Linked DNA regions of Homo sapiens: regions 2, 3 and 4 are each linked to region 1. The links are chromatin loops, found by intact Hi-C in ENCODE. Cell type or tissue: endothelial cell of umbilical vein. All regions are shown on one strand. Region 1 overlaps HIVEP3 (HIVEP zinc finger 3). Region 2 overlaps HIVEP3 (HIVEP zinc finger 3). Region 3 has its middle 36 kb from the start of HIVEP3. Region 4 has its middle 6.1 kb from the start of GUCA2B.

Region 1 (8,000 bases):
ATCCTCTTGTTTCAGCCTCCTGAATAGCTGGGGCTGCAGGCATGCACCACCATGCCCAGCTAATTTTTATTTTTTGTAGAGAAAGGGTCCCACTATGTTGCCCAGGCAGGTCTTGAACTCCTGGCTTCAAGTAACCTCCCACCTCAGCTTCCCAAAATGCTGGAATTACAGACATGAGCCACTGCACCTGACCCCCTTCTGCCTAGAACTTTCTTTCACCTAATCTTTATATGGCTGACTTCTTTTCAGTCAGCAGGTAACAGGTATCAGTTCAGATGTTACCTCTTATTACATCCCCAGGCCATCCTGTTTTACTTTCTTCATAGCACCTCTTACCTGAACCATCTTATTTATTTATTTACTTATTTACTGTCTGTCTCCTCTGCTAGAACCTAAGTTTGATTTTAGCAGGAACCTTATCTGTCCTGATTACTGCTGTATCTCCAAAACCCAGAGCAGTGCTGATTTTGCATATCATGCATATAACGTGTATGCCTTTTACACTCAGTAAATGCTTTTGAATCAATGGGCAGTTGAATAAATGGATTCACTGAAAGGAATGCTTTCATAAAGGAGCAACTCTCCATTTTAAAATGGGGAAAAGAATTTCTTGGGTACCTATTCTTACCTGTGGAATGGAAACATAAATATTTGTGGAACCGAAACACACTAATGCATAATAAAGCTTTCAGTTGCAAATGCAATGGAGAGTGGTCATAAATGAATAGTAATTACAAGATTAGCATGCTGTGGGAGTCATATTTTAGGCCAACTCATAATTTTGAAATAGAGTTTGGAAAAGCGTTTCACCCAGGTTATGCAAGATTCATGGCTATAATCTGGTGGCAGGCACTAGCCTTAGGGAAGCCGGGCCTGCATTCAAGTTCTGGTTCTGCATCTTAGCCATGTGACTTTGGGCCATTCCCTTAACCCTCATGGGTCTACATTTACTCATATGTGGAATGGGAACATACCAACCACCATGGTGGCATGAGAGCTAAAAGAGGTGATGGATATAGTTCATACAGCACAGGGTAGGGAGAGGGGAAGAACTGTCCCCACGTGACCCCACTCTCCTGTGGCTCTGCACTCCAGCCCTGGCAGTGTGAGCGCAGAGGTCATGCCAGATAAATGTCTGCTGAGTGCTGGCTGAGGGACACTCACTCAGAAGCCAGCTTTCCACAAGCCTCACAGACATGACGTACTGGGGCTTGAATTTCACCCATGGCCTAAAAGCAAGGTCCCATTCTCTCAGCTCTCATTACTCAGTGTCTTCTGGGGATTTCCCTTGGACAGCAAGATAAGAGTGCCCAAGGTCAAGACCATCAGGAGATGAAGCCCCCACCACTGGAGGATGGACCGTGTAGGGGTGGGGAGGAGGCTGAGATTGAGAAAGGGCAGTGCTGTGGGCTGCTGTGGGTAACTACAGGAAGGCATCAGAGCCCTAGACATCTGTAGGTGAGGAAGCCCAGGCCGCAGTGCTGAATGGTTGGGGAAGAAGCTACTGTCTCCACCACAACAGGCTGTGCTGGTCTGGTCTGTGGAATGGCTAGTCATGGTTCCCTTCTACATGTGTCTCTTGTCGAGGCTGGCTGTGAAGACCCTGTGTTTAGGAAGAGTTGTATGGCATGGGGCAGGGGTGGGGTTCCCCAGCTCTTCTCCTTTAATGGTCTCTCATGTATTATGGTTACATATTGGGCATCAGAGAGCACTGCATGGTCCCTCCTACTTGATGGCTTTATGGTTCTCAGCCTTCTCCCTTTGGCGTAGAAGATCTGTCCTCTATGGCTAGCAGCCAAGAGGAGATTTCCACAGAGATTTCTATCCACTGTGGTCCTGCGGAGAGAAGTCGCACCTGTTAATGGCTGGGGATGGACAATTGCAAGGCGGTATGTGGGTGCACAGTCTCTCAGGCACCCTGTGTGTCACTAGGTCTTGCCAGTGTGTTTGGGAGGAGGACCAGCTGGTGAACATTGCCTGGCAGCAGTGTGAGCCACTGTTTTCCAGCTGCCATGATAGGACTGTTTCCAGATCACCAGAAAGACAGGGCAAGATTGGCGCCTAGTGTTGCTCCTGCTGGTGGAGGCTGTGGGCCAAATGGCAAGAGGACTAGATAGGGTGATGGGGGGCTGCATGACTGGACTCCAGTCCCACTTCTGCTTCTTACTGGCCATGGAACCCAGAGCCTCAGAGCCCTCATCTCGAAAATGAAGGGGTTGTTTGGGAGGCTGAGGCAGAAGAATCGCTTGAACTTGGGAGGCAGAGGTTGCAGTGAGCCAAGATCGCACCACTGCACTCCAGCCTAGGCTTCAGAGCAAGACTCCATCTCAAAAATAAAATAAAATAAAATAGATAAAATGAAATGAAGTGGTTGGATCAGGGCCTGGAGACAGCTAAGGTCCTTCTTGCTGTAGGAGTCTCAGAGGCCCCAGAGTGCATAGGCACTTTACCAGGTCCAGAAAGCGCTTGGCTCTGAGTGCTGCAAGGACCGCCCCCCACCCCCTCCACCCATCCTGCTAGGCTGCATTTAAGGAGCAGAGAACCTTGGCAGTTCTAACTTATCTGTCCCCCCACCCCCAAGGAGGAGTGCACCCTCAGGGAAGGGGACACTCTGTTTTTCACAGACAGGGAACTGTTGGAGTGGTGGCTTCGCAGCCCAGCTGGCCAGTCTTCTCTGGGGTGAGCAGCCCAGGTCCCCCCCCACCCCCTACCAGCCTTGGTATTTGCTAATTTCCCTTCCCAGGATAAATGCGTCACTATCACTCTTAAAATGAAGTGTCCAGATGGGAACACAATACAGATGTGGCCCAGTCATTCCAGAGGAATGCAAGAAAGCTGCTGAGATTGTCTAGAATTCAGGCATTTCCTCAGTGGGCTTTATCCTCTATTTATTCCATATCCATGACATCTTATTTATTTTTTTGTTTTTGTTGTTGTTTTGTTTTGTTTTTAAGACAGTCTTGCTCTGTTCTCCAGGCTGGAGTGCAGCGACATGGTCATAGCTCACTGCAGCCTTGAACTCCTGGCCCTAAGCGATCCTCCCTCCTCAGCCTCCCCAAATGCTGGAATTACAGGCATGAGCCACTGCACCCGGCCCATGGCATCTTATTAAACATCTGTCCGTTGCAAGCTGAGAAAGAGGTTTCTGTTTGTGCTCCTCGTGTTTGTTAAGTTTGCTTAATGAAGGCCCTGTTTAAAGGGAAGGACTGCCTCTAGCTCCCCCTAGAGGATAGCTGGCTGGGATTCCACAGCCTCAGCCCTGGGAGCACCTGTGTATGTCTCAAAGCAGCAGAGAGATTAATGACCTGGGTCATTTTGTTTATTAAAATATCACCTTGGGGGTTCTTTATACCATTGTAAAAATGGTTCAACTGAGTGCCTTCTGTCTTCTTAAGCCAGTGCCTCTGGACACTCTTCTTTGTAACTTGGGCACTCGGGGGCTTCTCTGGGCCTCTGCTTGCTCATCTTTAGAATAAAGTATTTTTTTTTCCAGTTGTAAATTAATTATATGGTTCTTTATATTAATTGTATGGAGTTAGATAAGGACTCATCTGTACAACTACAGCAACTGCGATTTTCGTATTCCCTCTTTTAGGAATTTATTATAAAAAGGACTCAACCTTTTCCTGACTTTATGCCTCCAAATTCCCATTTCTCACCCTCTCCTGACGTTTCGCCTTTCCCCACCCCCTCCCCGTGGTGCTCCAAGCTCAGTGGGTGGCAGCACAGCACGATGGTTCAGGACAGTGTCTCTGGAGGGTGCTCTGGGCCCGTCACTAACCAGCTGGGCGGCCCCAAGTGAGTCACATAACCTCTCTGTCTGCCTCATTATCTGTAAAAAGAGGATGTGGTAGCATTTGCCTAACAGCAAATGTAACTGATAATTAATGCATATAAAATGCTTAGAATAGTGAAAAATGGTGTTCAAAGAAGCATTCGTTGTTATTGTTGTGTTTCTATGGGGTGAGGTAGCCAGTAAAACCCAAGGTTAACACCAGACTGTTTTCCTCTAGGAAATACAACAAACAAGCAAGCAGAAGACATGGATCCTGAAGTTTCTTATGAGCAGGAGACTAGCACAGACCACTGTTCCTACCATTGGGAGGACAGCACACCTGGCTGGCTGCCAGAGTGGGCCTTGGGGAGTAGGAAAAGCCAAGGGCTTAAGAGATGGAAGATCTCCTGGGTCACACCCAGGAGACTATTCACTAGCTGCCCACTGGGCAATAAACACCAACTGAGGACCCAGGTGACACAAACCCTGCATTAGGTACAAAAAAAAAAAAAATCTGGTCATTGGAGGACTCAGGCCAATGGGGGAAATAAACTGGTCAATAAACAATCATAGTGCCCTGTAAGGGCTGGAAAAGGGCATCCTAGGAGTCTGCAGTTGATAGGAAGGGATTGGGAAGGGCACAAGGCCAAGAAATAGGACAGGCAAGATCCAAAGGAGTGAGGACTTGGTGATGTCAAAGGCTTCAGGGCCATTACAGGCAAATCCATAAGCCACATGCCACATAGGCCACCTGGCTTCTTAAAGAGATCCACACTATAAATTGGAGGTGAAAAGTTAGAAAACTACTTCTTAAAATGAGGTACAACAGTGAAGCCAAATTTATTTTGAATTGATTCTTTTTAAAAGACTGTAACCATATATAAACTCAAAATAACCACATTTCACCATGACACTGTTTTTAGGGGCCCAGCCAGGAATGAGGGTCAGTACCTTGGAGAGCTCCAAGGGGTTCCAAAGGGCTGAGGCATGCACTAGTTCAGCATGAGGCAGAAGCATAAGCATGAACCTACCAGGATCAGTGTGGGGCCAGCCCCTACTGGTGTGGGCTTCCATTGCCAAGGCTGGTGCTTCTCCTCTTAGATGGAGGTCCCAGGGACTAGGAGATGGTGGATGGGGGGCAAGGGACCTAAGATGGACATTTGTTATCTGCCCTCTCTCTGGATGGAGTCTTCTTGGTACCCAGGAGAGATCATTGCACTCATCCTGGAGTCAACTAGTGGGCCCTGATGCTAGGATGCTTGTGGAGTTTTGCTTTCTTACAAGTGGTTGATCGCACTTCTTCAGTGGAGGTGACTTAGTTATTTGAGATAAGCAACTGAAAGGATTGTTGCTGCCTGAAGGCAGAATCGAAAAACTGGGACAAGCTTCATAGCAGTTCTGCCATTTCAACCTCTTGGATGTGGATTTCTACAATTACCCAATCAGTCCAGGTCTTGTGGGCAGCTGGGGGACTATCTGTGAGATGGAGGGTGAGGCCTGACTTTGAAATGTTTGTTGTGGCTTTTGGCCCTGAACACTGGAGCCTGATTAAGTTTTATGCCAGTCAGGTATAAAACTTGACTGGCTGCAATTTGGGCAGCTGCACCCACATGCATCTGGTGTGTGCATGTACACTGTTCTCTTCATCAGATGGACATGTCGTTTGGATATTTCTCTCCTGGAATGAGACATTGAAAAGTAATTTATAGCTTCAGGAAAGTCCCCAGTCAAGCATGGACTCGGCGAGATGGTGATGTCAGCAGATTTATTCTCAGGGACCTTCCCCTTTTTCTTTCATCTGAACCCTCCTCCCATTCACTTGTTCCCCATGTGTTTACTGAGTGTCTTTTTGTGCACAGGCCCAGGATCTGCACCCACAGTCAACTGTAACAACCATATGGCCTAGATCATCTGGGACAATTCTGATTAAGGGGCATTTATTCTTTTCATTAAAAGTGATTTGTTAAATATATGGGGGAATGTGATTTGACTTTAGCTTTTGTAAAGCATAAATAAATTCATAAATCAGGGAAATAATCTTCAGTTGAATTACATGTCAGAATTTTGCATGCAGAAAATATGGTCACCATATATCTAAGACAGAGAGAGAAAACAATTTGCATCTCCTGGGCCAGTTCAATGCATTGGAAGAATCACCTGTATTGAGAAGGAGCCTGGGGTCACTGTTGATTAGTGGCACCTGCCATGGGCATCACGTGGCAAGTGATGGCATGAAGACCGTGTCTTTGGTACCACCTGTTTCTGTTCTGAAGGCCTACTGTCCTCACACTGTTCCAAGTCTCTCTTATCAATATAAAAAGCTGTCTGAGCCGTCAACAATGAAGGGTTATTAACCCTAACATGGTAACCATCCCAGAGGCTGGAAGAGACCTGTGCCTCAACTGTGCCTTCATGGATAGGCCAGGAGAAGGGAATATTTTAGGTCTCAGCACTCCTTGCACAACACATAGGAGCTGTGCTCTGAACCCCAAATTGTGTTACTTAGCTTGAGACCACCTAGTAATGGGAAGAGCCTGGTGTCCAGAGGCAGACAGACCTGGCTGTAAATCCTGAATTCTGAAGCATCAGCTGTATGACCCTGGGAAGGTTACTTAACTTTTCTGATCTTCAGTTTACTCCTTTTCAAAATGGAAATAGTAATTCCTACCTCTTAAGTTTATTATAAGAATTAAATCATAGAACACATTTAAAGCCACTGTGGTTTTGCCTGCCACATAGCAGGTGCTCCATAAATGAGATCCCTTATAACAACTTGTAAGAACTGCAGGCTCCATCCCTTGCTCCATATGGGCCGTTTGAATAAACCTATTTTAAGTAATGGATGTCACACATAATTTGGGCAATAATTCCATTTCACTTCTACCCCCAAATCTGAAAAATAAATAAAGGAAGTTGACCTTTACTAAGTGATTTGGAATTTCACTGGAAGGTTCTATAATTGCTAGTTAACAGGCCTGGGAAACCAGCTCTTGTGCTGTAATTGGAGGTGTGCAGGTCAGGACATTTAATTATGGCCTGGCCGCCTGGAATAGAAAGCTTGCCACCATGACAACACCTTTTTGCATCTGCCTGATTAAGTCAACAAATTGTTGGTTCCCAGCCCAAACTGGACTGTGACAAGTGCTTTCTTCCCCTGGATTCTGCCTGTCATGATGTGCCTGTCAAATTTCTTTACAAAGGCCAGGCTCAGGTAGGGGAACTCAATAGAAGGAGGAGAGGACACAGCCCTGCTCTGGAGATGCCTGCAGCCTAGTGGAGAGGATGAACTGGACCTTCTGGGGAGCAGGAAAGGCATTTTGTGGTCTTTGGGGCAACCCAGCTGAGTGGTCAGGAGAGCATGCCCTCTGGAGCCTCAGGTTCAAGTCCAGCCCCACCCCTTGTAGAGGTGTGTGCCTTGGGCAAGTGAGTCAACCTCTTTGGGCCTAGTTCTTGATCTCTACCAAATGGGGGTAGTAATCTTACTTTATAGGGTTGTTGTGAAGATTAAATGGGGGTAGTGTTTATGAAGTGCTTAGGACAATGTCTAGCCCATAGTGGATGCCCTGTTAGTGGTTGATAATATTATCAGATTTGTGACTCTAATTTTCTGGAAATAGCAGTGACTTCTGGGGTCCAAGTTATAAGGAAAGTCAGCATGGGCTGCTGAGTGCCTCCTTCACAGCCTCCTCCTTGGCTGGAGCCTCCTGATGCCTTCCCCCTGCCCCCCATCATGACTACACACCTTGGTGCCTTTGCCCTGATCTTTGTCCCCTTGACTTCCTGACCTATTCCCATGCATGTGCTGTTCAGATCCAGGGCAAGCATCACAACCGTCATGAAATGCTTCCCCAGATGGGGTTAATTGGCCCTTCTCTTGACCTCCCAGAGCATCTTTCACCCAACAGCATTGGCCCTTTCCACGCTGTGCTATGGAGATCTGTTTCCTTGTGACTCTGTCATCAGCCCCAGAGACACGCAGGCCTGCGTGTGCATTCTGGCTCACACCTTGCTGGAGGTGACAGGCTGGGAAAATCGCCTCCCATTTCTGCCCTGTCACTGCTTATCGCTACACATTGGAACAACTGCCTGGCAGGATTCTGTAGGGATCCTGTGTCTGCCCTGTAATTCAGTCTCCATACAGGTCCCTCCTTCCCTCACTCCCTCTGTCTCTCTCTCTGTACCTGGCAGGGTCTGGCACTCCAGACAGGTGAAGTATGCTGGTTTC
Region 2 (8,000 bases), 97 kb after region 1:
CCACACACACCATGTTTGTCTCTGGAGGTGAGAGTGAAACAACCCTTATTCCCATCAGCTGACACGCCTGGGCAGATCCTCTGTGGGATGCTAAGCCGGGTGGCTGGGGCAGGTCCGCTGTTCCCATTCCAGCAGGGTTCAATCTCTGTCATCTAACACTTCATACCAGTGTTATTGAAGTCTCACTAATAATTACCAGCACAACAGCAAGTGTTAGAAGCATTTGCCATGCTAAGCACTTTACGTAGATTATCTTAATTCTCACGACAACCATTTGAGGTAGATGCCATCTTAGTGCCATTTTACAGATGAGGAAGCTGAGATTTAGAAAGATTCCACGACATAGCAAGCGTAGGGTACAGACCCACGGCCAGTCTGTCTGGCCTAAGCCTGTATTCATCCCCATTGCCCACAGTCGCCTCACTGCCCCAGAAGCCCAGACTCCTTGGCAAAGGCCCTGGTTCCACCACTGGCCACCCTATGTGGGACATTCAGTGCACCAGACCTTGGTTCCACCCCTCTTTAAAATGGGCTGGATGCCGCTGAAGGGCCCTGCCAATTTCCCATATGGAGAAGCCGTGCTTGGGGGATTCCGAATCCTTGGATGCTAAGATACCGGTCATTCTGATTCTGGGATTTCCAGATTCTGGCCACAGATTCTAGGGTCCTGGAATCCCATGATCCCCATAATCTCTGATCTCCACTAGAATGCAGGCTCCAGGGGGACATGCGCTTCCATCCATGGGTGCCCTGCTGTGTGCTAGGGCCCAGCACAGCCAGAGCCTGCCGTGAGCTAGGCGCTCAGTCAGCGTTTGTTGACTGAATGACTGACTCACCCTCCCCTACAGTCAATGTCCATCCTCTGGCCAGGGTCCATGCCTGAAATGTGCCCAGTCCACATATGGTGGGCGACCCCTGGATAAACAGGCAGAAAACTTGCCTCTGGTCCTGCTCAGCCACTGATCTGCAGCATGGTTCCAGGCAAGTCACCTAACCTGCCTGAGCCTCTCTTTTCCCAAGAGCACTAGACAAGGAGTCAGAGAAACACACCAGGCTTATTCCTGCCTCAGGGCCTTTGCATGTACCAACCCCGTGCCTGAAATCCTTGTGCCCCTGCTCCCTCACTTCACCCAGGCCTTTGCTCAGATGTCACCCCTAGAACCTCATCTCCTTAGAGAAGCCTTCCCTGATCACATCAACTCAAGCACCTTCTCTAGTCACTTTCTCTTTCCTTTCTCAAGTTGTCTGTATTTTCTTTCATAGGGCTCATTACCACCTGACAACATTTCTTTGTTTGAATGTTGTCTGTTTCCCCTATTAGAATTTAAGTTCCAAGAGGACAGGAGTTTTTCTTGTCTGATTCACCGCCTAGAATAGCGCCTGACACAAAGTAGGTATTCAACAAATATTGGTTGGAGGGAATAAGGGAAAGAGCGTCGGAAAATGCAAGCTCCATGGGATCCTCCCCTGCCCAAGTTCTGGTCCCCAGATGCTGAGCCACTTGGGCAGCTCTCTCCTGGCTCAGCCTGAACTCCCACGAGACCCAGAACCTTCCCCCAGGTACCACTCTGGGTGCCTTCACCATGGGAAACCAAGGTCACAACTGCGTGCCCTCAGAGCAGGACACAGGGCAACCAGCTCTCCCCAAAAGAGAAGACTGCCAGGCCGAGGCCTGGGCAGAGCTGGCTGTGTGCTGCTGAGTAAACATACTCGTCTTCCACAACGTGCGTGCAGCTTGAGGCCTGCTTTCTGTTGCTGGCACTCAGACAGCCAGGGGAGAAGGAGAGTCATGCCTGAGAGTGACAGAGAGGAGGAAGGCAGTGGTGTCTGATGCAGCCTGGCTTCTAACCGGCTTCGTTCACATCTCCCTCTCCTGCCCCAGCCCCTCTGAGCTCCCCACGGCTTGTTACTGCCTGCAGGAGGATGCAGCCTCTCAGCTGGAATTCAGGGCCCTCCGTGACCCAGACCTGCCTGGATCCCCAACCTGCTTTCTCCCAGCAGGGTCCAGGGACTATTTCCCAATGCACCATGACCTGTCCCATCCCCCAGCTTTGTTTGAAGCATGCTGTCTGTCCAGAGGGCCCTCCCACTGCTCCTCCTACAAGAAGCCCTTTGTGGCCACACCCACTCATGAGATCTCACCCTCATCGGGGCCCCCCAGCTCTTCTGGACTCTTCCACTTCTAGGGGATGCTCAGGAATCTAGATGTAGCTCCTTCTGTACATGGTGGGTGCCCCCAGCCTGTGGGAAGTGCTGATAGGTGGTGATGGGGGGAGAGCTTGGGTGGGGCAGCAAACTCTCTCCATCCTGTGATGATAAATGAGGTAATGGACATGGCCACGCCTTGTAAACTGTAAAGCACTGTCCTACCTTGGCCCAGCCCCCTTATCTCTGGCTGGGACTTTTGCCCAGCATCCCCATGGGCCTCCCTGCCTCTGGGTTCACCCAGCCCAGCCAGCCTCCCTATCGAGCCTCACCCAGCTCTGATCATTTCCCTTCTTCCTGCCCACCTTGCTGGTAGGTTCTGGCCTCAGAGGCTAAGACTTGCCCTCAGCAAGCCCTCCCTGTGCTCCCTGCACCCTGCCCGGCCTTTGCTGCTTTCCTCCACATGGAGTGTGCTTCTGTCACCCTGCCGTTCTCCTGCTTCAAGGACTACCTCAAACTCTTCCTTCAGATTTCCCTGCCCACTCCAGGCATGATCGGTTGCTCGGGGCCCCACCGTCCACTTCCATGTGAAGGCACCTCTCACTGTGTCTCATTCCCTGTGTATATGTGCAAGTTCCTCTGTGGCTTTCGGTTTGGGCCTGACATAGAGAAATGCTAAGGTGAAGGTTTCTCCTGGCAGACAGGGCTGCCTGCTGAGGATATTATAGGCATGAAGCCTGGTGTTTGATAAACTTCAGTTTATTGAGGCCCAACCATAGTCCTAAGGGTCACTCTCATTTTCCCTATGGTAGCACCAAGATGCTGAGGGCCTGGCTTGAGGTCACATGGTAGCATGCAGCAAAGCCGGCCTGGGGACCCCAGTCTGATTTCAAAACTCTCCTTCATATTGCATGACCATGACACAGTAAAAATACCAGGCCTCTTTCTAATCCTTGGCTGTCAATAAACTGCCTTGGGGATTTTGTCTTTTTGCCACCCAGTTCTTCCCATGGTTCCCATGGGTGCTGCCATCACAGCCCTGACAAACAGTTGGCTGGTGCGTGAGGACCCCCAGTCCCCATCCATCTTCCCACCCTCCCCAGGCTTGCCGTGGGTCCCCTTCAGGTCGCCTGGGCCCAGGCTGAAGACTCAGGCTGGACCTGGCATGTCTCACCAGGACACGTCAGGGAGTAGGGCAGCCCCATGCCCAGATCTGCCAAGCCGCCTCCTATCTCTGACATCCATGCTGCAGATCAATAAATCTGTCTCCTGCTCTTCTCTCCTGACCATCTGTTTTCCCTGGTGGTCCCCAGGGAGTCTGCCAGGCTGGCTGAAAGCTCCCAGGTCGGAGAGAAGAAGCTATTTGGGGGCCATCTGTTTGAGAGGTGCCTCCGGCTGGGGTTCCGCAGCTGAAGGAAGCAGCCCAGGCAGTGGGGGGCTGCCAGGAGGGGACAGCAGTTAGGGAGCTGAGAGCCTTCGTTATCTTTAGGCTCAGGGCCAGGGTGTGCCAGCTCCCCCGATGCCAGCAGACCAGTGAGATGCCAGGCCTGGCTGCACCTTGGACATGTCGCTGGGGCAGATGGTGCCGGAGGGAGTGGGGAAGACAGTCTGAACCTCAACACCTCCCCCCAGAAAACTCCTTTTAAAACACATACACACACACACCCTTAAAATTGGGTTGCCAGTGACAACCTGGCATATCATCTTCTTTTTATATTATTCTTAGCCCCTCTGTTACCATAGCAACTGAACAATGCTTTTAAATATAGCAGTTAATTTTTTCAGCTTCAGCAACAAAGTTTTGGTGCTGTCCAGAAGGCCAGTGGCTGGTTTCTCTCCCAGGGGCCAAGCCCTTCAGACTCATCTCTCCCCATGTCAGCCCCAGAGTGTGAGCTGGGGCCAGGTGTCCTGAGGCCAGCAGGGACCCTCTGTGTCCCCTGACCTGGCTACCCTCTAAAGTCAAGGTGTAGTAGAAAGAACCCGTGTTCTGGAATCAGCAAACATGGATCCAAATCCCATCCCCTCATCCCCCCTGCTGTCCTTGAAATCTTTGCTTTTCCTCTTGGAGCATTAATTTCTTTATCCAGTCATTAGAGGTGACAGTATCTGCCTCATAGATTTCAGTGAGTCTTAAATGAGCTAAAGGAGGCGAAGGTGGCATGGTACCCATGGGAAACACTCAATAAATGCATCTTTGCCTCTTTTCCTGTCTTCTTCCCGTCCTCCACTTCTTCTCCTCTTTTCTCCCTTTCCATCCCCACCTCCCTCTCTCTTTTGCCTTTTTCCCATCCCTTGCTCCCCACTGCCTTGAATTATTGATGTTAAATTCCCAGCCAGTAACATCAGAGGGTTAAAATCCATAACCAGCCTTCTTCCAGCCTCCCCTCGGATCACCCTCCCTCCCTGAGCTGGTGAGCTCATCGGAGTCATAAATCATACATCAGGGCTTGAGAACCCGGGCCCCTGTAGTCCAGCTGCTGAGCAGCCCTGGGCAGGAGGCAGTCTTCTGGAAGGGCTGGCAGGTTCTGAAGCCATGAGCAGATGAGGCACCATTATCAGGAGCTTCTCTTGGAAGGGGAGCTGACAGCCTGTGGCCCACTGACCAGCAGCATTGTTTCGGGGGGCTCTCAGCTCCCTGCCACCCTCCCACCATCATCCTGCAGCTCTCTCCAGCCCCTCCCCCAGGCTTGCTCATCACCCACTCATTTCCCTGCATTCCAGAGCTCAGCATGGCAGGTCTTAAAACAATAGAAAGCCAAGTTTCTAATGCTCAGAAGCAGTCAAAACATGGCATGGGCTGCCCAGCAGGTAGTGAGTTCCCTGTCACTGGAGAGTTCAAGTAGAGGCCGAACATCCAGGGGGCTGGATGTTGTGGGAAGAACTGTAGTACCAGGTTACAAATTTAATAGACTCTTGTCTCCACCTATGATTCCATAATGGAAACAATAATGTTAAAATCACCATATAATTTTGCAGAACCTTGGGGTATTTGGTGATTATCCTCATTTACATAAAAAGTTAACTTGCCCAGGGTCATTTAGCTGATAAAGAGGCTGACTGTGAATCCAGAGCTCTACATGCCCCATTATTCTCCAAGTTAAACTTTCGTGGCTGAAAGCTACTTGGAAGAACATTTATTGAGCAGCGACTGCATGTGACTCTCTGAGCTGAGCCCCAGGCAGGAGGCTCAGGGACTTGCAGAAGCCAGAGACTGCTCTCTGAGAGTTGGCAGTCCTATTCAGGGACAAAGAGCAGACCCAGAAAGAGAAAACAAGTGCTTTCAGGGCAGTGGGAGCTCAGAAGAGGGAGTGATGCTCTGGGCTGGGGCGCAGATCGGGGGTGGGAGGACACTGCAAGAGGGGAAGGTGTCCGTGCCTACCAAGCCTGCTGCAGGCCATAGGCTCCTGGGGGCCTTTTATTTCTTACTTTATTTAATCCTCCCAGGGGCTCTGTGAGAATGGCCCAGCATCCAGTTTTGACAAATGCTCTGCTGAACTTGTCAAGGTCACACATCTCAGAAGTGGAAGGACCACGTGTGTCTGACACCAAGACTTCCACATCGGTGGGAGGTGGCAGAGGGAAGGACAAGCCTGCCCCGCTGTGTCAGGAGGCCAAGGATCTCCTGTCAGGCTCCACTGCCTGAGGCCAGCATGGGCAACTGGCCAGGAAGGAGGTGATGGCTGAAAAGGCCTGGTGGCTTTGGCCTCCAGCCTGGGAGGGCACCAGTTTGTTGCTTCTCCCCAGGGAGGATGGAGGGAGGAACGGTGTCTATGAAGGGAGGGGCTGCCGGGCCATGCAGGGGACCAGCTCTGGCCTGTGATACAAGAGACCTGGGACAGGTTGTGGCTCTGTTTCTGGTTTTCTGAGACCCCTGAGGCAGGTCAGCTCAGGACGCTGGTTTCCCTCTTCACTCAGAAGGGCAGAGCCTTTATTGTCCTGCGCATCTCATGTGCTAAAGTTAATTTGTCACTGTTAGCATCGGCCCTGACCATCTGCCTAAACCATCGGCCAGCCACAGGTGCCCAGTGTCCCCTTACCCTGCTTTGTTTTCCTTTTCGGTGCTTACACACCCTGATGTTACATTCTCTACCTCTTCATTTATACTACTGCCTTTCTCTGCCAGGAGACTGGAAACCCCACAGAGGCAGGGCCTGGCCTTCGTCCAGGGCTGTGTCTCCAGCACCTGAGCAGTGCCTGGTGCGCACAAGCAGTGGGCGCATCTTTACGGAATGAATGGTGCATGCGACTAGGGCGGCATGCCTCCTTCATATCACCATGGCCCTGTTCCTGCTTCTCCTGCCACTTGTCGCAGGGCACTGTAACTGCATGTGTCGAATCTGTCTCTGCTTCACGCAGTGAAATGCTGAGGCAGAGCACGGAGCACAGCCTGGAGCAGGTGCTTGATGAGTACTTGTTGAAGCAGTAGAATAAAGTGCTCTCCTCCCCGGACCTCAGTTTCCCCATTTGTACACTGAGAGGGTAATCATCCTAGAGGCTTGTTAGCCACCCTCCCTCAGTGACATTCTGGGATTAGCGACCTGCTGGCTGGCGTTTCTGCACCTGCACCTTGGTGTGTTTGCTGCCCTGTTTGCCACCCCAATGCATGTCCTGACCTCCAAGGTTGGTCACCGCCCAGAGCCTGCCTTCCCTTTTATGAGCAATTAAAACCCCAGAATAGCCCATTGTTTAGAGTCAGGTGCCTGGACCCTGTATTTATCTCCAGTGTGCCGAGTGTGCTCGGGCCCCTGCCAGCCACGTGGTGGGCATCGTTGGAACCACTCGGGCCGCTCAACACAGAGAGCCTGTCTCTGGCATCGGGAGACAGCCAGCTCCAAGGGGTAGCAGGAAGGACGAGGAGAAGGCATAAAAGGGAACCAGCTTTTACCGAAAGCCGGGCATTTGACAAATGCTTTTCATATGTCTTCACAAAGGCTATGCAGGATCGGTGTTATCAACCCCATTTTATTGCTTGGAAGTCTAAGGCTCAAAGAGATCACCTTCCCATGGAACTTCCTCAAACTTGCAGAGCTTCTAAGGGACAGAGCTGGGATCTGAACACAGGACTGTCTGGCCCCAAAGCCCAGGCTTTTTCACCGTGCTCCTTAGTGTCTGCTGGGTGGTGGTGGTGCTCGGCCACCATCAGCCCATGAAGCTATAGCCCAGCAACTGCCAGTGAGCGAGCTGGAGAGGGAACCAGTAGACGCCATGGATGCTGCCATGGGCTCTGCATTTGCAAATCACCAGCCTTGATTTCTGGCCTCTTCCTGGCCTCCCCGTACCCTCTGCCTGTTCTTCTGGGTCCTGTCAAATCTCACCCCTCTCTGAAGGAGATATCATGGCCAGGCATAGGCCTGGGGCTACTAATTGAGAGAAGCCAGGAACTTGTGACCAATAGTGCGCAAAGGGAAGGGAGGGCACTAGAAGGCCAGCCCGGTGGGTGGCAGTGGGGACTGCAGTCTAGGCCCGCAGCAGAGCGGAGAGTCCAGAGAAAAGGGCTGACTCAGGGACATCTTCGAGGCACTACCGCTTACCAGCCAAGCAACCTTCAGCAAGCTGGTTGATTTCTCCGGTCTTCAGCTTCCTTATCTGTAAAGTGAGAGTAGCGATGGTGACTATACGATAAGGCCCTCTTTGGGGAGTCAGTGGAGTAATCCATGTCAAATTCTTAGCTGAGAACCTAGCAGGAATCAGGTCCTTAAGAAGCTATGATCAGCCGCCATCCTATGGTGACCACTGCTGCACGGCCACAGGGATTGGGGAGTCAGGCTTGGGGTGTGAGGCCACGGCAGGACACAGCACCAGTGCCCAGGAATAAGGTGGGTGCTTGGCCTTGGGAACGAGACAGACACATAGTT
Region 3 (8,000 bases), 140 kb before region 1:
ACCCAAGCCCCTGACCCACCATCCAAGCCTTGCACGACTGTCCATGAGTCTGTATACATCTGTCTTTACCACGGGCCACTTTTCTCTTCATGCAAAGTGGGTGAACAGTCCTGCTTCCTGAAGCTTTGCCCATTGGGAGGCAAGCTGACCTATCTGTGAGCCAAGCCAAGCCTTGGGATTTTTCCTTTTCTGTCATCCAGGAATGGGCCATAGTTGTGATCTAGGAGGGAAGAAGGGTTGCTGCAACAGTGGTGAGTGACATAGTGGGGGTGGGCCTGGTCATCTGCCCCTGCAGCTTGTGACCCCCGGCCCTGCTCATGTGAAACCTGGGGTGTACCTCTTCTACTTTATGAGGATTGTTGCTGGGCCTTCTTGACCTTATGACTTGCTGGATCTGACTGTACTTAGTTCAAGATTTACAGCTCTGCCCATATGGTCACTTGCTGTTTCATGTTCAGATGTTCAGTTTTCACCAAGTTTCAATAACTACCAGGAGCTGTTTTCAGAATGGTGTATAATCCTTTACTTACAATGGCATTGTCTCGCTCCTGAACCCTCAGGGTCTGCACTACTGGAGCATGCCCAAGGCACCACACAGCACCTTCATTCACCACAGCTGCCATTAGTGCCTTGAGATGTGCCTGGTCACGTGGCCCAAATGGCAAGGCTGCTTGTATTGCAGCCGGGAGCTGCCGCAGCTCTTTCTTGCCCTGGGTGCCACTCAAAATGGGCAGTCTTTTCTGCTACCCATTTTATAGATGAGACGTTTTGTGTTTAGAGAGATTGAATAACTTTTCAAAGTCTCAGAGCTAGTTCATAGTGGTTTGGGAGTCCATATATGCCAAACTCTGCTTCTCCACATTGCCTCTTCTACACTTTCAGGCCTATTTCCAGGATATCTATGAATAGAAGGAAAACTCACCTGTGGTTGATTGCATGTGGGTGAATTGGCTTGCCCTTGAAATGCCAGATGTAGATCAGTTTTAGCTTTTCAAAATAGCCTCTGACTCAGGTAACTGCATTGTTCAAGGACGGGAGCTGGTGCCATGTCCTACCCTGACTCAGGGAGTGATTCAGACTGAGAGTTGGCTAAATCTAGAAGGATTTTTGGATTGCATTATAACCTTTTAGGTATTCATCTTATCCTTTAGCTAAGAATAGATCTGGACCATGAACAAGCCCTTCTGAAATCATCCTCCTCCACTAGAGTTCTGAGCTTTCTTTCCATGTCCAATCTAGACAGTAGGGATCACTGCACGTTGAACTTTCCTCGTTCTTTCTTCTGCCCAGTTTGTCCTTGCATGATGATGTTCTCCCAGATGCTTTTATAGAGCATAAAGGGCATGATTGGCTCAGAAAGGTTAATTTTCTTGCCTAAGCTATTTATGTGGAAGCCAGGACTTAACCCCAAGTGGTTCAGCTCCACTGTGTTAGACTAGGGCTGTGCTCAATAGTTTTCTATTTACTGACAGCTATTGATGAGAAACTAACCCCTACTTGTTTAGCAGTGTCTTAGAGAATTATGACTTTGGGGGAATTGTATCAGGATGAGTATAGTAACAGTTTTGGATTTTATTCTACTTTATTTGATAAAATGAAGTTTTATTTGTATAAAGATTATTCTGGCAAAACTTTTAGTTTTTTTGGGACTCTGGACAGTTCTTTTAACTTTTGTTTATAGTGGCTTACAGATTAGTGGGAGGTAGACTTTAAGAAAGTATAGTAAAAATATAAATTACTGCCTTGGTGCTATTGAGTAAGGATGAAAAATAAATCACTGAGCCCTTTCATGCTAATATAATTCATTTCATATATTAATTTCACTTCCAAATATATGCATACATATATTTACAAAATAAACATATAGTTTTGACTAAAAGAAAATTTTAGGCTCCTTCTCACCCATCCTAAGGTCTTTTAGACCACCCAAGCAATTCACTTCTTGTCCACTCTGAGCATAGACAAAGGAGTTTGGAGGATTTATTTAAATGAGCAAGATCTGAAAGTGAGAGCACCTTCCAACTCCTTCTCCTCCATGGTTCATATTGTAGCTTCAATAATTTGCTCCCAGCGCTGTTCAAAAACCATATAAGCTTATATTCAAACAAAATTAAAAATGGATTTCAAACTTCATACCTAACTTGGGCTCCTGTCTCTTTTTATTTTCATCGCTGCTTCTCCACATTGCTGAAGTGATTGCCTCTGTATTCCAGGAGGAAAGAGAGGGTAATCTTGGCCCTCTTCAAGCATCAACACAAGCATGGAAATAAGACAATAAATCCTAATACTTAGACCATGTGATATTTGGGATGAAGTTGTACTGCTGCTCCATTAGCATGGCTGATCTGAACTGGCTTTAGTTACAGAAATTCTTGGAATAGATTCCTAGGTGGAAAGTGCTTTCTGTGGCTGGTGCTCTACAGAGATCCTGACCTAGGGAGTATTGTTTTTCTTGCTTAGGATCAGCCTCCATTTCTCCTAAGAACTCACAGCACCCTGGACCGTTTCATACACGAAACAGATAATGGGCCTCAAGTTTGCATGCAGACTTTCTGTTAACTACAACAGCCCCATCTCCAGTGTGTGCTTATGTTCCTTAGTTTCTCTGCCTGTCAGGCCTCAACAGATGCAAAATATTTCTGAGTTTGGGCTAAAGAGTGAAAATCCAGTATGATGCTGTCGTTGCTTTTTCCCTTCTCCTGACTGTTATAATTTGCTATAAGAAACGTCCAAACCAAGAAGTAGTTGACATTAGACACTTGTGGTGTTAGCACCAGAGGAGGTAATGACTCCCTGGGGAATTCAGCCTTCACTGTTCTTCACCTTCCGCTGGAAGTGAGTCCCGGCTACAAGCCTAAATCATTCAGGAGTGAAAGGAGAGGTCCCAGCTCGCCTCTCTATCTTTTGACTGTAGAAGAGTTCCAGATTTTTCCTTCAATTTCCAGATCTTCCCCAGAAATAACTTAAGTCCCGGAGGCCCTTTTCTAAGCAACCTAACCCGTGAGTCATTCCTGTGCTCCCTGTCTCCCACAATGATTGTATTCCTCTGTCCATTCACAATTTTAATTATGCCTCTGCTCAATGGGCTTCCCTTCTGGTTAACTTCTCCGGGTAACTCATTAAACCTCTGAGTCACACGTTCATTATTAAAGAAAGGACAAAAATGAGAGAACAAAAAGGAACTGTGCCCCAGGAGAAACTTAGGGGTGGATTACTGTGGTTAAGTGTAGCTGAGTAGCTGGAGGCCTTAGTTGCCTCTTCTCCCCTTTCAGGATGTGCCCTGCATGGCAGGATGCATCACAGGACTTAATACGGTGAGGTCATTGTTGTGGTTGGTTTTAATATGAGGGGTTTTTTTTTGTGTGCTGTTGTAGGACACAGTTTGCAATTCTGGTGAAAGTACTTTCCTCCTATTTAACTATGCCCTCTAAACTTAGGTGGTCTCATAACAATGATGGAGCTACTAATTAAAAAGAATTCCAGTCTTCACTTGTGCCTCTGAAAGAACATAGGAGGGAACCAATTCATAACCCACAGAGACACTTCTTAATATTCCCTTTCTTTTTTCCATCACAATTTTTCTAAAACGGCTCCCACCCCACCCCTACCCAGTCTACCAAGCAATTTCTTTCCTTCCTTACCTCTTTCCCAAGATAAGTTACTTTATTTCTTTCACCCTTGGATCTCCCTGTTGTAAAATGGGTTTCATTGTAGTACCTGGCTGATATGTTGTTGTGAAGATTAACTGAGATAAAACATGTAAATACTACCAACAGAGTGCATGGAACATTGAAAATGCTCCTAACAATTAGATGTTATAATTTTCAATTCAGCCTCCCCAGCCTCAATTTTGATCTTCTCAGTGGAAACACTAGAGAAAAAAAAAAAAAACCTGGAAGCTGAGAAAATGGTTCCTAAAGAATAATAACAATGGATATCATTTACCGAGTGTGACTCACGTCCCAAGCTTGTGGAACCATTTCTGTGCATTATCTTTAATCCTGACCACAACGCTGAGAGATAGATAGATACTATTATTACCCCTATTTCACAAATGAGGAGACTCGGACTAAGAGCGATGAAGCAACCTGCCCTGGGCCACAGCCTGTAGGCAGAGGAGCTGGAGTTCAGACCCTGGCCTGACTGACTTCCAAGTTCATGGTTTAATGGCTCTGCAGAAAGCTGCAAGGCAGTGGTGCAGCCAGCATCAGAAAGGCCAGTGTTCTCTGTGTGGGTTTTGACTCACAATGGCCATGACCCCCTGCTCAGAGACATAGGGCCTTGATGACGACTGGCCTGTCCTTGCAAACAGCTGCCAGGTTGGAGCCAGACCCCGCAGGGTGGGGTGAAACCACCTGGCCTGTGCCAAGGTGAAGTCTCTGAAGGCCTCCTTGGTTTTCAATGAGAGACAGAGAGAAATGTGTTTTTTTCTGCAAAGGTTGGCATTTATTTCTTAATAATCCGTTTTTAAAAATGTATGTGGCCTCCCTAATCAGCAAAACAAAGGCTTACTGTCCTTTTATGCATGCTAGAAAGTACTAATGAGTTCTTGGGGGTTTATCACTGACTCTGGAACAGAAGTAGAAGCCAGTATATCTGGAGTCAGTAAAAACAGGTTTTGCCAAGGTACTTCAGCTGCAAGGGAACCTTTAAATATTCCACACATCCAGCGCTGCATCTGTCCTGGGGAATTTGAGGATGAGCTGATGCCCTGCATAGGATGCCTGGTGCACACTCTTCTATTCCATGTCCTGGAACCTTGCGGGTGGGCCCTGCGCAGTCCTTTTAGATGTGTCACCTCGGGTGGTCTGCCATCTGAGGGTCTTCTCTCTGGGTAGAGAACCAGTTACACAACTCAGTTTCCCCAAAGGCCAGAATGGAATACTGAGCTTTGCACTAAGTGTAAGGGCCAATATGTTCTGGGTTCTGAAGAGTTAGCAGAAAAAAGGGCTGCTGCAGCCTTGGGTACTGTGATTGATGCCTGTTTTTTTGTGCAAACAAAAGTCAAATACCATTATTATTAGTGGCAATTCATTGGTATTCCTCTTCTTTGTCCTCTTCTTCTCCTTCTCCCTCTCTTGCATCTCCTTCCTTCTTCCTCTCATTATCCCAATTTTCCTCCTTGGTTTCTTTTAACAATAAAAGTATGTAGAGCAAGAGAGTATGTCGGGAAGATTTGGCAGATCATTCACTCATTCATTCATGTACTCATTCATTCATTTCTCAGACATTTATAAAGCACTTACTCCAAACTGAGCATGGGGTGGGGCTACAAATTCAAGTAAGAAATCTTTCTTATGGGATGTGCACAGTCTAGGAGGGAAGAGGCAGACATCTGACAATTACAAGAAGTAACATGTTCTGAGGACTCATTATGTACCTGGCATTGTGCTAAGTTACCCTTTAACCAGATCATCTCATTTAATCCTCATAGAAACACTCTGAGAAGAGTTTTAGCATTTTATCCTCTTATACATGAGGCTGAGGCAAAGACAGATTAAGTAATTGGCCCAAGGTCACACAGCTAGCAGGCCACAGATCTGACTTGAACCCAGGCAGTCTGACTCCAGAGTCAGTATTATTAACAGCTCTGCCGCTGCCTCCCTCATAATCACAGCACACAGTGACAAGTGTCACACAAGTGGGATCCAGCAGAAGTGAAATTTGAACCTAGTCTTGAAAAGTGAATAGGAGTTTTCAAGGCTGAGGAAGTCAGGAAAGATCATTGCAGGCCTAGGGAACAATGTGAGCAGAGACAGGAACACAGAAGATCCAGTATCCACAGCCCATAACCAGGAGCAGTGTCACGGACCCATGTGTCAAAGTTGGGGACAGGCAGGGGACTAGAGAAGACACCAGAAAAACAGCTGGACAGCTGTGCCTAGACTGCAAAGGGCTTTGAGTCGATTGCTCATGAGAAGGACTTTTGTCCTATAGGCAGTGGAATGACTTGACACCTTCTAAGAAAAGAGGGGAATGATTTGACTTGTATACTAAAAAAGATGATCATCATTTAAAAATAAATGATATTTTATATCACACGATCTTTGGGTGTCAGTAATATGAATAATAGGATTTTTTCCCTTTTGTTACTTTATATATTTTCCAAATTATCTTTAATGAACTTGTCTTGCTTATTTAAATAATGTGCATGTCCTTTACATGCATGTGCATATACACATGTAAAGGGTATATGTGCTGGAAAAGAGAGTTGTGAATTGGTGGCAGTGGAGAGGGAGGAGAGAAGTGGGAAGGGAACTTTCATGAGACTACATAGAAAGCAACTGGGAATGTCAAGGCTTTGGTGAAAGTCAAGGGCTTTGGTTATCAGGGACCAGAAGTAACTTGCTTCTGCTGATCCTTAACCCCACTTGAAGGGCCTCGCAGGCACTACACACTTCACAATGAATGAATGAATGAATGAATGAATGAACAAAAGAAAATGAAAGCAATGTGGTTGGAGAAGAGGGCATAAATTTGAGGAAGATTTTGGAGAGACAACTAGGAATCACATAATGGTGCAGCGAGGATGAGATTTCTACATTAAACATTGAGGAAGTTGATCACCCTCTTATCTGTGATAGAGAATGGGAGGAAATTCATGAAGTGAGAAGCAAGAGATGATGAAGATTTTGATTTTGAATATGTTGACTTAGGGGTTAAATTGATAAAATAAATTTAACTCTCTGTTGCAAAATCCAAATTGGATATAGAAGACAGATGAGCTAGAGAGAATGTATCTTCAGGGAAGATAGCCCTGAAGGAGAGCTGCTGCTTTATGGAAGGGCAAGTGAAATGCAGTTGAAAGCTGCCTTCAGAATCTTCCAGTCCAGTTTCTGCCACCTCCATTGTCAGGGAATGTCTAGTTGTTCACGTAATTTATTTCTAACTACATGTTTTGGTTACTTACTATTTAAATATATTGTATGCACACTGATATGGTTTGGCTGTGTCCCCACCCAAATCTCATCTTGAATTGTACTCCCCACAATCCCCACATGTTGTGGGAGGGACCAAGTGGGAGGTAATTGAATCATGGGGGCAGTTTCCCCCATGCTTTTCTCATGGTAGTGAGTGAGTTCTCATGAGATCTGATGGTTTTATAAGCATCTGGTATTTCCCCTACTGGCACTCATTCTGTCCCCTGCTGCTCTGTGAAGAGGTGCCTTCCACCATGATTGTACGTTTCCTGAGGCCTCCCCAGCCACGTGGAACTGCGAGTCAATTGAAACTCTTTTCTTGATAAATTACCCAGTCTCAGACATTTCTTCATAGCAGCATGAGAACAGACTAATACACACACCAAGTGCACATATAGTAAGTTTACAGTTTGTAGAATTTACATAAAATGAACACTGTTCTCTCATCTCCACCCAGACAAGAAGAGATCACTCCCAATTTCAGCACACCAGAAATCTTATTTGTGCCCTCTCTCAGTCATTGTCTGCCACCCATCAAACATAAACACTATTTAGGCTTATATTGCCATACTCTAATTTTGTCTCGTTTTAATCTTTATATAAATGGGATCATACAGTGTGCTATCTTTTTGGCCTTTTCCCCTAAACATTATGTTATGAACTCTATCACCATGAGTTGGATAGATGCAACTCCATCATAGCTAGAAGTGTAAGCTTGTTTTCCATGTTTTAAATAATTCTTAGAAGGGCATTTCAAATGCCCCCTTCTTCTTTCAGTATTTAATTGCTTTTATGGTCAAAGACTTTAATGTGTCTCACCATACTCTCTAAGTGGCAATACAGAAGCAAAGCTATGTGTTAGAAACGTGGGGATTTCCAGCACAGTCAGGAGCAGAAACTAGGGGATTGCATTCTAATTAGTTTTCTTCCTTAAAGTTCAAATGTGGTTAGAATGGTGACTGACTAGCTCAATATGCCTTCAGTTTCTGGCCAGATATATTACATGTTTAAACAAGAACATATCTCCCTGTTAACAAAGTATCATTTTTACTTATATGGACCAATAAGACCATTTTCTGT
Region 4 (8,000 bases), 340 kb before region 1:
TCAGTTTCTCATTTGTAAAAATAATGTGACGTCTCCAGTGTTTGAGGTTGTTATGAGGCTGCTTGATACCTAAATCTATGGTCTTTCCACGAGAGGAAGCTCATCTCCCTTGACCCCCACATCAATGGGACATAGCGGTAGGGTCTGGGGGCCCCTTGGCCATGGTGTCTGTCCTTTCCTCGCCCTGTGGCTCCTCCAGCCAGGGCCCGTCATGTGTCAGTCTTCCCTGGGAACCAGGTATGACTTCCCTATCTGCCTAACATGACTCAAGTTTATTTGTCAAACCCACCTCCTCCTAATCTCTTTCTAAATGACCCACCATCCATCACAACCAACTTGGCCACAGACGCAAATCCTTGACGCTACCCCTGGCCAGCCCATGTGCATTGACGTGGTATTATCAGGGCACTTCCTTCTTTAGGGATGTGGGAAGTGACTGTCACAAGAGCCTGGAGTTCACCCTGTGTGGAAGCCTCAATCACAGATGTGGGGTGGGTGACAGTTTGCCCATGTGCATTTGGGCAGCTCCGCTCTCTACCCTGGCCTCGCTGCTCAGTGCCCACTGCTATGGTGCCCAGAGCCCAGGGCTCTCCCTGCCCCAAACTGCTCAGTTCCCCACAGCATTTGTCATAGCTGACCACTCCATCTTTCTTGGAGTAAAGTGCTTTCACCATTTGACTCCTGGGACTCTCCACATTTTCTGCCAATCTCTCTGGCTCCATATTCTCAGCTTCCTTCCTTGGTTTTTCCTTCTCTTCCTGACCTCTAGGTGTTAGAGTGCCCAGGGGGCACCAAGGCTGTCTTTGGACGTCTTTCTTCCTGTCTGTAATCACCCCCTTGGCGATTTATCCCATCACAAGGGCTTTAATACCATCAACACTCTGTTTACTCCATAGCCTGGCCTTTCTTCTCAATCCCAAACTCATTTATCTACCGGCCTCCTCAGTTCCTCTCATACCGGTTGATAGTACTACCATTCACCCAGTTGTCAAGTCAAAAATCTGGGAGTCATCCTTGATGTCTCTTTTTTATTTGCCAAATTAAATTCACTAGCAAATCCAGTTGGCTCTACCTTCAAGATATTTCTGGATTCCACCCGTTTCTCATCATCTCCACTGCTATGATCAAGGTTCAAGCTATCATCACAGGTTGAATGGATTATTGCAATAGCCTTATATTAGGCAGGGTTCTCCAGATAAGCAGAACATACACACACACACACCCACACACAGATACAGAACACACACACACACATACATCCTATATAGAGATATATATTTCTTACTAGAAAGTCTACTGATTGTAAATGTTAATCACACTGAAAAAAATCTTACTTCAGAGAGCTTCTCCCACCACTCCTAACTCTTTTAACTTGCTTTCTCGTAGCACCTGTCATACATATCCATCTAAAGTTTTGCATCTTTCTGTCTCCTAGAATGTAAGTTCTATTACAGTAAAGAATTTGTTTTGTTCTCCTGAAACAATACCTGGCACGTCTATCCTATTGGATAGATCTATCTATGTGTCATCTAACTAAATTTATTTTAAAGAACTGGCTCACATGACTGCTGAGCTGGTAAGTCTGAAATCTGTAGGGAAGTTTGGCAGGCTGGAAATTCAAATTAGATTTGATATTGCAGTCTTGACTCTGAAATCTGCAGGGCAGGCTAGCAGGTGAGAAACTTAGGGTTCCTATGTTGCAGTCATTGAGGCAAAATGCTTCTTCCTGAAGAAAGCCTTTATTTTATTTTATTTTATTTTTGAGATGGAGTCTCGTTCTGTCACCCATGCTGGAGTGCAGTGGTGTGATCTCGGCTCACTGTAACCTCCGCCTCCCGGGTTCAAGCAATTCTCCTGCCTCATCCTCCTGAGTAGCTGGGATTACAGGCACCCGCCACCATGCCCAGCTAATTTTTGTATTTTTAGTAGAGATGGGGCTTTGCCATGTTGGCCAAGCTGGTCTCGAACTCCTGACCTCAGGTGATCCACGCGCCTTGGCCTCCCAAGGTCTTTTCTCTTAAGGCTTTCAACTGATTGGATAGGAAGCCCACCTACCATTTATGAAGGGTCATCTGCTTAATCAAAGTCTACTGATTATAAATGTTTATCACATAAAAATTATTTTCACAGCAACATCTAGACTGGTGTTTTATCAAACAGCTGGGCATCATGACCTGGCCAAGGTGACACATAAAATTAACCATCGCAAGCATCCATACAGATCTCCCTGGACCTTCTCCAGGCCTTTCTCCATGTAGCAGCCAGAGGAATCCTATTAAATTCTGAGTCAGATCATCATGTCTCTCCCCCGCTCACACCTACTAGTGGCTTTCCACTTCACTCAGAGGAAAACCCAAAGGCTTCTGCCTACAAGGACCATTTGGCATCCCATCTTTATCTTTGACCTCAACTCCAAAAACTCTGCCCTTCACTCTCTGAGTTTCAGCCACCCTAGCTTCCTTGAGGTCCCCCAAACACACGAAGATTATTTACCTTTAGGTCTTTGCTCTTCACCCCTCTCTTCATGCAGGTCTCTGCTCAAATGCCACTGCCTCAGAGATCTTTCTTGATCTTCCTCCCTCAGAGAGTTTCCCCATCACTCCTAATTCTCTTCTTTCTCATAGCACCTGTCATATATACACATCTCATTTCTTGCATCTTTCTATTAGAGTAAGGAATTTGCCAGTTTTATTCTCCCAAAACAATACCTGGCACATAATTGGTGCTCAACAAATACTGGATGAATTGAATAAATGGATATGATTCAAGTACCTATTCCACCAAGCACTAGATATTTAGCCTTTGGCCATTTCCTATTTCTCTGAGCCTTAATCACCTCATCTAGCATCTTGCTGGCATGTGGTAGGTGTTCAAAAAATGTATGTTATTATTGTTTTCATAGTTGTGAAATCACTTGTTTACTGAGAAACAGAATGCTTTTTGTGTTTTGTGTGCATAGAAGCCCCTAGGGCATTCGATTGTTTAATCAAAAATGATTAACTTACAGCCTATTATGTACTAGCATGGGATACAGCACTTAACAAAACAGACAAACCACTGCCCACAGGGCAGTTTGGTGACTTGGATAGGGAGGTGGGAATAGAGATGATGAGAAAGGGTTGGATTCTAGAGATTCTCTGAAGCCAGAGGCCTCAGATTTTGTGTGCTTGGATGGAAAGAGTGAATGAAGAGAGCAGTCCAGGACAACTCTATGGTGGCCCCAAGTCAATTGGTGCTGCCATTTACTGAGATGAGAAATGGGAAGGAACATGTCAGGTGAGTCTATCAAGAGCTGGGTCTGGACACATTAAGCTTGAGATGCCTGTTTGAGATGTGAGTAAAGGAGTGGGCCACAGATATAGATAGCGTGGTCATCAAGTGTATCTGGTGCTCAGAGACCTGAAACTGGATTGAGAGAGTGACAGGACGGAGAGGAAAGGTCCCAGGGCTGAGCTCTAGGGCACTGTAATACCTGGAGATGAGGCAGAGAAGGAGGAACCAGCAGAGTGGATGGCGGGGAAGGAACAGTTGATGAAGAACAAAAAGAGACTTGCGTCTTTGAAGCCCAATGAAGAAAGGGCTTCAGGAGCAAGAACATGCTCACTTGGTCAAATGTGGTTAGCTCTAGTAAAATGAAGACAGAGAATTGTCCTTGGATTTGGCTATATGGAAGTCACTGCTGACCTTGATAAGACCAATTCTAACAGTGGGGAGGATGAAAACCCGATTGGAATGAGTTCAAGAAAAGATAGGAGGATGGAAAGTGGACCCAATGCCCTTAACTATCACTTTACATCAAAGCATAAAACAGAGAGATGAAAAATTTAAGGAAGGATCAACACATGAACAGTTGATCTGGAAGACTCTGTAGGGAGAGTTGTATAAACCAAGATGTGATAGAATTCCCAGAAGCCCTCCAGATGAATTTGGTTTTTCCCCGGAGAGGTGGGTGATCTAACGAGTGGTTCTATTTTTGCTATGGTCACCAGGAAACTCAGAACCAAACTTTGCTCCAACATCAGTGACTGTACTAAAGCTCATTCAATCTGTGTCTTCCCCTTTGACTTACTTTCCCAGTCTACCCATATTGTACTGACCTTGTTACATAAGCATGTGCGCGGACACACACACACACACACACACACACGCACACACACCCGTCAGGTTTGTTTACAGGAATGCTTCCAAGGTGTAACACCTTTCTGGCCTGGGGTTGGGTAACAGGTATTTAACACAAATGTGAATCAGGGCTGCCCCCTGGTGATGGCAGGGAAGACTGCAGACGGGGAATGAGTCCTAATCCATTTCCCTGAGGCACCACCTTGAGAGTTAATGGGGTGAGCAGTCATTTCTGCGCTTTGCTTTGAGGGGTAACGGAGAGCCTCCCTGTCCCCGTGTCTGCGCCTGGGGGTCCTACCAGCATGACCGTGACAGTCAGCATCAGCGATGCGCCTTGGGGGTGCGGGGAGGGGAGGTGGTGTGCAGGGTCGTTACCGAAAAGCTCCTGCTAATGCCCGAGTCCTGGGGTTTGCAGAGAGGAGATGCGGAGGTGAACAGTGGGGCTGAGGGGAGGAGAGGAGGAAGTTCAGGCCCCAAGTGGGACCTGCATTGAAGTCGGGTCTTGGGGGCAGCCAAGGGCAGAGGGAGAACTACAAGGAGGACACGGGGCCCCCAGAGACCAGCTTCGCCCTAGTGTTCTGTGAGGAGGAGAGGTGCATGGCTCTGACCCGGCTTTCTCGCCCATGGCCACACGGCAGGTGTGAAAGGTGTGTGTGTGTGTGGTGGGGGTGGGGGTTGTATCTGTGTGTGAGCATGTGTGTACATGCCCCAAGCCCTGGTGAGAATGTGCGTGGGAACATGTGTATCCAGGTGTGCTTTTCGTGTCCGCGCGTGTCCACATGTGAGAGTGATTGTGTATATTCGTGTGTACTTGTGAGTGCTCTCGTGTGTGTAGGGGAGCGTGTTGTGTGTCCTTGTGTGTGAGGATCGTGTGCTGGTGTGTGGGAGTATGTGTATATGGGAGTGCTTTCTGTGTCTGTGTGTGTATCTGCATGTGAGAGTATGGGCATGTGTGTGTGAGCCTGTGTCAGCCTGTGTGCGTGGATGTGTGTGTGTGAGTGGCATATGGGAGCGTGTGCGAGTGGTTTTTGCTGTGTGTGTGAGTGTGTCTGTGACCGTGCGGATGTGAGGCTGTGTGGTGTGTGGGTGGGCTGGGAGGGAGGCCATATGTGCTGGGCAGTGCAGAAGGGCTGATGGGGGCAGGGATCCCATCTGACTCGGCGGCCCTGTGATCTGGCCGGGCGGGAGGTGAGGAGAGGTCTCTGCGTGCAGAGGTGGGGGCCGACTCGGGGAGGCGGGCCCGGGCGCAGCTGCCTGGAAACTGGGAATTCACGGAGGACCCGGAGCGCGCCTAGCCCACACCGTCCGCGCCAGCAGGATCGCCCTTCCTCAACTCCCTGTCTCGCCCAGCAGCCGGCCGGGCGCTGGGGCTTTGGAGTCAGGTACAGCAGAGGTCCACACGAATGAGGGGTCTTGGACAAGTTGTTCTCTTCTCTGAGTGTCTGTGCCCTGCACTGTGAGACGTGAATGACACCTCTGCCTTGAAATGGGTCAGTGAGGAGGGTGGAACGAAGGCGCAGTAGTGCCAGGAAGTGCTTGCTGGGAATCTGTGGTCTCAAGGCTGCAAAAGTGTGAACATGCGGGTTCCTCACACAGCCCCAGGAAGCATGGAACTTCCCCCTTTTTACAGAGAGAACCCTAAAGCGCAGGGAGGGCTACTAACCTGCTTCTGAGGGGCAGGCCACCTTGGCTGTCTCTAGCACCACACACCGGGCCTGTGTGGGTGGTCAGCAGATACAAAGCCCTCCTCACGTTTGAGATCCTCCAGAGGTATCCCCTCGTCCCCTCCAGCCTGGAACGTCCCTTCCAGGGGTTAAAGAAAACAATTGAGTGTTCATCTCCCACGAACACTGCCCCATGGAAGGCCCTGGATTCCTGGAATCCTGATCTCAAAGAAGTGGCACAGAAGATGGTCCAGGAGGCCAGTCCACCCCCCGCCCCCGCAGGAATAACAATGACCTGAGGGCATGTAATACAGTTAGGTGCCATTTTCCGTTCAGCCATCAAATATTTATTGGGTTCCAAGTCCCTGTAGGGCACCAGGGCTCAGAAATGGATACGTTCATCCCTGCCTGCAAAGGGTCTGTGGTTGAAGAGGACAGATGAGGACCGCGCCACGTGGCAGATGCACAGATAAGGACAATGCCCACGTAGCAAATGGGGGAGCCGAGGAGGTGGTGGGAATCCAGAAGGGGCACCATCTCCAGCCAGGAAGTGGGGGAGCTGTTGAGCAGAACCCTCCAGCCCTTTGCTGACATCTGCCTGGGCTGCCTCCCTCTGCCCTCTGCAAACATCATGTTTCCAGGAAGCCCGCCCAGACCACAGCCTTTCCTACTTTCCCCTTCTGGGGAATTCCTGCAGCCTTGGGCCCCCACCATGGAATTGAACATCTGCTGTCTTTATTGCTTCTGTTTTTGGTGCAAGGGACCCACCTCCACAGTTAGACTGCATCCTCTAGAGAGTACAGCCTCAATTGCACATTCCTCAGAGACCTCTCCTTCCTCCAGGGCCCCAGTGCCTAAGTGGCCCTGCCCAAGATCAGGATGCACCGCATCTCTGCTGATGTTCAAGTCTGGGGGTTCTTTGTTTGCAGCACCCGGGCTGAGCTGCAGAGGAGATCCTAACTGCTGAGTCAGGGGCCCCGATTTGCCAAGCAGGATTGAGTTTCATTAAGTGGGGATGAAATACAAATCCCCCACCGCATTCATGGGATTGATGTCCAAGACGCAGCTGCCATTTGTGTTTTCAAATTTGCAGTTAGGGATCATTGTGAAACTTGATTGCTCTGTCTTGGGGATTTTCTTAAAGTCCAACTCCACAATAAAGCCAATCAGATGGAACCATCAAATGTCAAATAGGAGCTAATGAACCATTCACAGGCTTGGGAAAGAAATCAGGCAATCTCTTATTTCAGGATTATCCCTTCCAAATATTGAATCTGAACTGTAAGCAGAATTTTCTATAATTGCATCCCCCTCCTCACGGGTGTGGGGATCATTGGCATTCACTTCATGTCTCTGTTTTCTGGAGAGAGGCTTGACAAGCCGACCCGTGGCTTTCCAGAGACTCACGTTCCTGGGGGCATCGTTCTGAGAGGGAGGCAGGGCAGAGGTTGCTGGGATTCCTTCTCTCCACGGGCTGGGCATGCCCAGAGCTTGCTGGCAGCCTCCACAGGAGGTGGGAGAGGGAAGTCTGAGGCCGGGGAGGGGGATCCCCTCACATATGTCCCACCGGGTACTTGGGTGTGGCCTCAGGAGGGGAGGTGGAGTCCAGGAACAATGTAATGTGTCTAGTCTCTATCTCTCTCTCTGCTGCGTTAACTCTGCAACGACAAGCATCTTTGCAGCAACTTAGTGTAGACTAATGCCTGAGCACATGTGCTATTTTTTGGTGCCTCTTTGACACATCTGGCAGGTGATTCGGGTTATGATGAAGGGTTTGCCATCACTTCTGCCTGCGGCAGTGCTGTGATGCAGAAAAATCTTACTCTGATCCTCATTCCTTTAGGAACTTAGGGTAGCACCAGGTGGGTCACTCCCTGCAGCAGAGATGGCTGATTGTCCATCAAAGTTGATCTGCCCTTCCAAACTAAACAGTTGTGGCTGGAAAGCAGCTGTCTGGCTGGGGACTTGAAGGTAGGCTTAGTCATGTGACTGGTTTTCATCAGCAGAATGTGAGAGGAAGTGATGTGTGCCACTTGTAGCTCAAGGCTCTTAAGAGGCCACGTGCCTCCTCCATTCTTATTTTCCCCTTTTATTGAGTGGTTTCCTGTGATGACAAGGCTCCTCAGGTGGCAGGAGCCAGGGTTCCTGAATCAACATATTTGGGCTGGAGATCGTGGTAGACAGAGTGCATTAAATGCTTCTGCATCTCACTTCTCC

The links. A loop is a pair of places that touch in the nucleus more often than their neighbours do. Peaks named below come from ENCODE experiments on the same cell type or tissue, not always from the same donor. Only the 100,000 strongest peaks of a DNase experiment are listed, where the experiment ranks them.
Region 2: a loop joins it to region 1, with 2.5 times the contacts of the local background. A loop is called at or near these places in 4 of 110 quality-filtered maps.
Region 3: it touches region 1 in a loop (6-fold over the local background); 4 of 110 quality-filtered maps call a loop at or near these places.
Region 4: a loop joins it to region 1, with 3 times the contacts of the local background. A loop is called at or near these places in 7 of 110 quality-filtered maps.

Annotation. Positions count from the first base shown.
Region 1 is chr1:41,807,386-41,815,385 of GRCh38, reverse strand. The region is part of intron 1 of HIVEP3 (HIVEP zinc finger 3); the gene reads left to right. Among named protein-coding and RNA genes, the nearest start is that of HIVEP3, 110 kb to the left of the region's middle. In endothelial cell of umbilical vein, a CTCF peak has its summit at 3,250 (motif pointing left); DNase peaks (open chromatin) are centred at 2,795 and 3,185; H3K27ac peaks cover 1,478 bases.
Region 2 is chr1:41,710,679-41,718,678 of GRCh38, reverse strand. The region is part of intron 1 of HIVEP3 (HIVEP zinc finger 3); the gene reads left to right. Among named protein-coding and RNA genes, the nearest start is that of HIVEP3, 200 kb to the left of the region's middle. In endothelial cell of umbilical vein, no CTCF peak of the experiment used is centred here; DNase peaks (open chromatin) are centred at 4,598 and 4,838; H3K27ac peaks cover 1,498 bases.
Region 3 is chr1:41,950,856-41,958,855 of GRCh38, reverse strand. It overlaps a transcript of HIVEP3 not described here. Among named protein-coding and RNA genes, the nearest start is that of HIVEP3, 36 kb to the right of the region's middle. In endothelial cell of umbilical vein, no CTCF peak of the experiment used is centred here; DNase peaks (open chromatin) are centred at 3,245 and 4,005; H3K27ac peaks cover 2,266 bases.
Region 4 is chr1:42,143,298-42,151,297 of GRCh38, reverse strand. No RefSeq gene overlaps it. Among named protein-coding and RNA genes, the nearest start is that of GUCA2B, 6.1 kb to the left of the region's middle. In endothelial cell of umbilical vein, a CTCF peak has its summit at 4,269 (motif pointing left); a DNase peak (open chromatin) is centred at 4,247; H3K27me3 peaks cover 2,222 bases.